Linked DNA regions of Homo sapiens: region 1 is linked to region 2. The links are chromatin contacts, found by Hi-C or POLR2A ChIA-PET in ENCODE. All regions are on one chromosome and are shown on one strand. The core of a region is the stretch at or near the end of the contact, and the rest is flanking DNA. Distances in the headings are between cores, read along the strand shown.

Evidence for each region. Hi-C counts contacts between places; a loop is a spot of excess contacts on that map. ChIA-PET counts read pairs that join two places held with the same protein, here RNA polymerase II (POLR2A). Pooled maps may share reads with other maps.
Region 1: a map of naive thymus-derived CD4-positive, alpha-beta T cell shows a loop between it and region 2 (19-fold over the local background). The contact joins the promoter of STIMATE here to the promoter of MAPKAPK3 in region 2. A Hi-C loop is called at or near these places in 1 of 168 maps with a recorded cell type or tissue (naive thymus-derived CD4-positive, alpha-beta T cell) and 4 of 50 pooled maps. POLR2A ChIA-PET finds 5 or more read pairs at or near these places in 1 of 52 experiments (activated CD4-positive, alpha-beta T cell).

What each region holds. Positions count from the first base shown.
Region 1 is chr3:52,896,260-52,898,959 of GRCh38, reverse strand. STIMATE (STIM activating enhancer) reads left to right here and starts at 1,412. Exons shown (of 8, transcript NM_198563.5): 1 at 1,412-1,669. The coding sequence starts at 1,510. It overlaps STIMATE-MUSTN1 (STIMATE-MUSTN1 readthrough), which reads left to right and starts at 1,412. Exons shown (of 10, transcript NM_001198974.3): 1 at 1,412-1,669. The coding sequence starts at 1,510. RefSeq lists a silencer at 1,150-1,859.
Region 2 is chr3:50,615,715-50,618,497 of GRCh38, reverse strand. It overlaps MAPKAPK3 (MAPK activated protein kinase 3), which reads right to left and starts at 1,347. Exons shown (of 11, transcript NM_001243925.2): 1 at 1,257-1,347; 2 at 714-984. The coding sequence starts at 932. RefSeq lists enhancers at 1-673, 674-1,627, 2,495-2,584 and silencers at 894-1,043, 1,294-1,343, 1,354-1,403.

The DNA of each region.
Region 1 (2,700 bases), core at 163-2,662, 2.3 Mb before region 2:
AGGGAATGGCATCCATGCAGCTAGAATGCTACATAAAGGCACAGAGGTGTGAAAATGTAAGAGAAGGCTGGAGAATTGCATTTTTATTCTCTAATCAGGTTAATATTCCTGTTCACCAAGAAAGCTTTTAGCTAGCATATAACCCTCTTAGGTAATTGGAATTTGGGGGGCTATTTAATAGGAAACTTTTTCCTAGAGATGATATTTACCGTTGAAAACACGTAGCTCAGTATCAACTGGACTTACACCATATGTTCACTGACATTCTGCAGCAGGAAGGTCAGCGGCTCTAGAGCACCAACAAGAAGGTATCCAGAGAGAGCCCAGATTGGGCTGGGAGAATGGGTGAGTGTCAACTGGACTTACACCATGTGTTCACTGACATTCTGCAGCAGGAAGGTCAGCGGCTCTAGAGCACCAACAAGAAGGTATCCAGAGAGAGCCCAGATTGGGCTGGGAGAATGGGTGAGTGTCAACTGGACTTACACCATGTGTTCACTGACATTCTGCAGCAGGAAGGTCAGCGGCTCTAGAGCACCAACAAGAAGGTATCCAGAGAGAGCCCAGATTGGGCTGGGAGAATGGGTGAGAGAATGGGGACTCAGGGTCTTGTTAAAGGCAGAGCACAGGTTCTGAGAAGTTGGAAAGGGTTAGATGGGAGTGTGTGTGTGCAGGGGGATGTTGGAGCCTGGAAAATACCAACCATTTGTCTTTTACACTCTAAAGGTAGTTGTGCTCCCCAAGTGAATAAGGTGGGACATGTGCACGTCAGGTTTTCAGTGTGAAACCTGGTATATTTCCAAATGAAAGTGATTGGATTCAGGTGACCATTTAAATTATGTCTATGAAAAAAGAAAATAGACTTGGGGCCTTGATAAGCCTTTAGCTAGGGAAGTAGGAAAAAGACTCAAATGTCTGGGTTGGAGGGAAGACTCCTGTACTCAGTCTCAGATTGTTTTCCTTATTCACTTGCTTCAGAATAATCCAGGCTGCAAACTATTGGGACCCACCCCAGAACTACTGAATCACGATCTCTGAGGGTGGAATTCAGGAATGATGATAATTTCTCCAGGATATAGGGATTTTCCTTAGAGGGAAAAATAATTTGACCACAGGCCGTCCCAGCTCCTACCTCCGGACCTGGAGCTCGTGATTCCCAGGCTCTCATTCCGGTCTGCGGTGGCCGGCTCACCTGGCCTGTCTACCTGCGGGCGTGGCGGGGTTGGAGAGGGGAGCGGGACCCGCGACCCCGCCCCGTGGCCCGGCCGGAGCCCCGCCCCTCGGGGGCGGGTGGGGAGAGCTGCCGCGGCCGAGGCCCGCCCCAACCTTGGCTGCGCCAATCAGGCACTGCGATCTCAGACGTCGGGTTACGCGCGGCGCGGAGTCGGCGGCCGGGCGGAGGTACCGGCTCAGGCTTGGGATCCCGGCTGCGGGTTTGGCGGCGCTGCGCCGGCAGGCAGCGAGGCCGGGCGGGCCCTGGGCCCTCGCGCCCCTCCCGCGAGGCCTGTCATGCAGGGCCCCGCCGGGAACGCGAGCCGGGGACTGCCAGGCGGGCCGCCCTCCACAGTCGCGTCCGGGGCGGGCCGCTGCGAGAGCGGCGCGCTCATGCACAGCTTCGGCATCTTCCTGCAGGGGCTGCTCGGCGTCGTGGCCTTCAGCACGTTAATGCGTGAGTCTGGGACCCCCCGACCCTCCGGAGGCCCTGCGCGGCAGCCGCGGCCCGGCCCCCCTGGGGGCCCCTCCTGCGCGGAGAGTTCAGGCCTTGGGACCCGAATTGCTCCTCCCCCGCAAACCCAGGCTGGGTATTCCTGCACTAGGGGTAGCCCGAGCCCCTCACCTACTCGCTGTGGCCTCCAGACAGGAGTGACCCTTCCCCTTTCCACCTTAAACGTCTGTCTTTTGAGACGCCAGTCTAAAACTCGCCTACCTCCCACCTTACCATCTCGAATTGTTACCCCACTTCCCAGCCTGGAATCATGACCCCCAAGGGTGACATCCCCTTGTCCGCCCCTTCTCAGGGGCTCTTCGTGCTTAGAACCCACATCCCTCAATCCCCAGTGCGATGCTGAGCTCTTTTCTGCCCCTTCACTCTTCAAGGATCTGCCTTCTCCGTTCACATTTAAATCCTGCTACTTTGCATCCCTCTCAACACCTGGAGTGTTAGGGCCATGCCTTCCGTTTCCCAGTACCCGCCTCCCTCTCCGTGGCCCTTCTTCCTCAGCTTTAGTTTCCCTTTTGTCAGGGTAGGACCCACCCAGTCTGCCTTCTTCCCCAGATCCCCTTCCTCTCGTTTCTTCCGGAACAGGCCCACCTGTTCCATCTCTGTCCCAAGCTTTCCTAATAAGCCGCATCTATAGCTTCCCCTGGCTGTTCCCTTTCCACTTTTATTCTTTATATTTTAAGTTTCCTTTTCCATTAAACTTGGGCACCTTAGTGGCTGAATAGAGAAGGAAGCCCCCACCCTGTTCTCATGTGTGCTGATGGGGGGTGGGGGGGGGCTTCTGTTTTTCATCGTGTGCATCCTTCCCTTATTAAAGTAACAAGAAGTTTTGCTCGACATGTAAGCCTAGGAGTGCCCTTGTGACTGCGTTTTAGGGGGAAGGAAAGGTTATAACTATCTGTGCAGAGTCATTAATTCCAAAAATGACTTGTTCTCAAAACTTCCCCACTGTGCTTGTGTGGACAGAGTGGAGAGTTCCT
Region 2 (2,783 bases), core at 98-2,597:
CAGCATCCCCCTGACCCCCACCATGCCACCTATATCAGCATGCCAGGTCTCCAGGGAGCCTATAGTCTGAGGTGGCTAGATGGCTGGCCCGCCCTCTGCCCAGGAACCAGGGGTGGGTTGGCCCAGGGCCTGTCCCTTTCAACACGGGACCAGCGACTCGTCAGGAGTCTATCAGCAGCCTCCTGAGGCTCCACAGGTGCAGTGGGCATCAGCCTTGTCCTCTGGCCAGCCCTGGGAGGCTCACACCACTCCAGCCCAGACAGGCAGGGGCCACAGGGAAGAAGCAGTCCCACCCAAGCCTTGGTGGGGTCTCAGCTTCCAGCAAAGGGAAACAGATCCATTCCAGTCAGAGGAGCTTCACATGGAAGGGGCAGCCAAGCTGAACAAGAGATCCCCTTTGGGCCTGAACACATGGGTCCAGCCAGAATCCCAGAGTCAGGAGTCACCCCTTCCCTGCTTCCGGATACAGCATCTCTAGCCATAGTGACTCCACCCCTTGCTCACTGGGACACTCAAAGCTTAGCTAGGCTACGCCTCAGTTTCCCCATCTGTGAAGTAGGGAGGACCACAAGCCTGACCTTACAGGACAGTATGACGATGAAACATGTTGCTGAGCATAGGAAGCTTAGCAGGGGCGCTAGACATAGCTTCACTCACAGGCTTCCGCTGTGGACCCTCCAGGATACCCCAGGCCTCAGTGAGGGCTCACTGACCTTCAGGGCACACTTCTGTCCAGTGCGCCGATGGAAGCACTCCAGCACTTTGCCGTTCACACCCAGGCCCAGCACCTGCTTGGACAACTGGTAGTCGTCGGTCACTGCGTACTTCTTGGGCTCCCGCCGCCCCCCCGGAGCACCGCCCAAGCCGGGTCCGCCGGGTGCAACTGGCGGGGGCACAGGGCCCCCCTGCTCCTCTGCTGTTTCACCATCCATGGCCCCCGCGGGGCGCTCAGAGGCGGCCCCAGCCTGGCGCTTCTAGTGGCACCTGGGGGAAAGGGGAAGAGTGAGTCCCGCCCAGACTTTTCCAACACACCCCAGCCTTGGAGCCTCTGAACTGGGCTGGGCTGCGAGCCCGGGGCAAGCTGGGAGTGCGGGACGAACGGCCTGAGAGTACAGACGTGCAGCAAGGGGCGGTGGTCGCGCGGCGGGGTACAAGCGAGCACCGCCCGGGCACGTGTCAAGAAGGGAAGGGGCCGGGCGCCTAATGGCCGCGAGGTCCCCGGAGGAGGCCGCAGAGGGGGCCCAGCGAGGGCGTACCTGGCGGCAACGCACCTTGCTGAGGTACCGGCGAGGGGCAGGAGAGGCGGTCGCGGGAGCTGGCGGCCGCAGAAATCCCAGGGCCGAGAGTCGCGCTGCCGGCGCCCACGTGACCTCCCCCCCCTCCCCACCCCCCCCTCCCCCACTCCCCCACTCCACCCCCCGCTCCCTGCGCGTCATCCCAACTTGGGGCCCCGCTAGGTCAGCCTTAAAGGGCCAGGCGGGCCCCGGCTGGGTCCCGCCCCCGAGCCGGAACAAAATAGGAGGCGTGGCTTCCCGAGGGGGCGGTTACTTCCTCGGTTTCCAGGGACACCCAGGGAGGCCCCTGTACTGGCAGTCCGCTACTGTGCGGGTCCCGGGTTTTACTCGCAACCTAGAACGTGACAGCGCAGGACGTCTTATTTCTCTTGAAAGCTCTCCTTGAGTCGGGTGTTTGCTCTGCACGCTGCCAGGTGGCCCTCCAGTATGGCTTGCTAGGCTTCCGACTTGCCTAGTGTTGGCCAACCCTCAGCGTACTCAACTTTTTAAACATGCCGAGGGAGGTGGCATCTTGTCGTTGTTGAATTCGCCACTCTTTAGTCTCTGGTGGCTCTGGGAGTCTCCAGCACTGGCGACTGCCCCCTTTTTGCAGCTCCCGCTTATGCCCTTGACTCGCTGCTTCCCTTTGGTATATACAGCATCCTGGGGACCAGAAATCCCGAGTTGCCATTTGATCAGATCCGCCAACATTTCACCTTATGGTTTGGGCTTTTGGCGTCGTGTTTAAAAAGTCTCTGTCTCCCATCCGAGTGACAGATATTCTCCATTAGCTTTCTAGTTTTGCCTTGCACATATAAGTCTCTGTTAAGCCCATCTTAGACTACCTTACGTATTTTGAGCCAGTTTTCCCAACACCGGCTGTTAAGCAACTCTCATTTCACAGATGAGGAAACTGGGACCCCTGGGGAGAAAACAACTTGTCTAGAGCCATAGGGAGGGTGGCTGTGGCTGTCTTCTGGGACAGATCTGAACTACTTGCGCACATCACATCACTCCCCCAATCCGGAAGCTGAGGGACCTGAGCGAGCTGGCTCACTTGGAACTGGGAAGGTGCGGCTCAGCGCAGGGGCTCTGCATGGGCCTCTGCTGTCATCTACAGGCCATCTACAGGACTGCAGGTACCAGGACCTCGGTTCCACTCAGAGGCGTCTTCCAGCCATCCTACTCTTGGCTCCGGAATTTAGGCCCAGTGAGCGCCTCCCCCTCAGCCCCTCTGGTTAACACACGCACACTCACGGACCCCTGGGCTGCATGTGCAGGCTCATCAGAGAAGTAGCTCTTGGAAAGATGATCTTCTGTCAATGAATGAGTGAATGAGTGACTGAAAGGGTGCTACAACTTATTAGTGGGTACCCACTGTGTGCAGATGTTGAGTGGAGATGGGGTTGGGGCTCTGCCCCTATTTCTTTCAGGCAACCTTCAAGCTAGCAGTGTTCAGTGAAGCAGGAGGCTCCAGACAATAGCCTCAGCTGGCCATAGTGAACACTT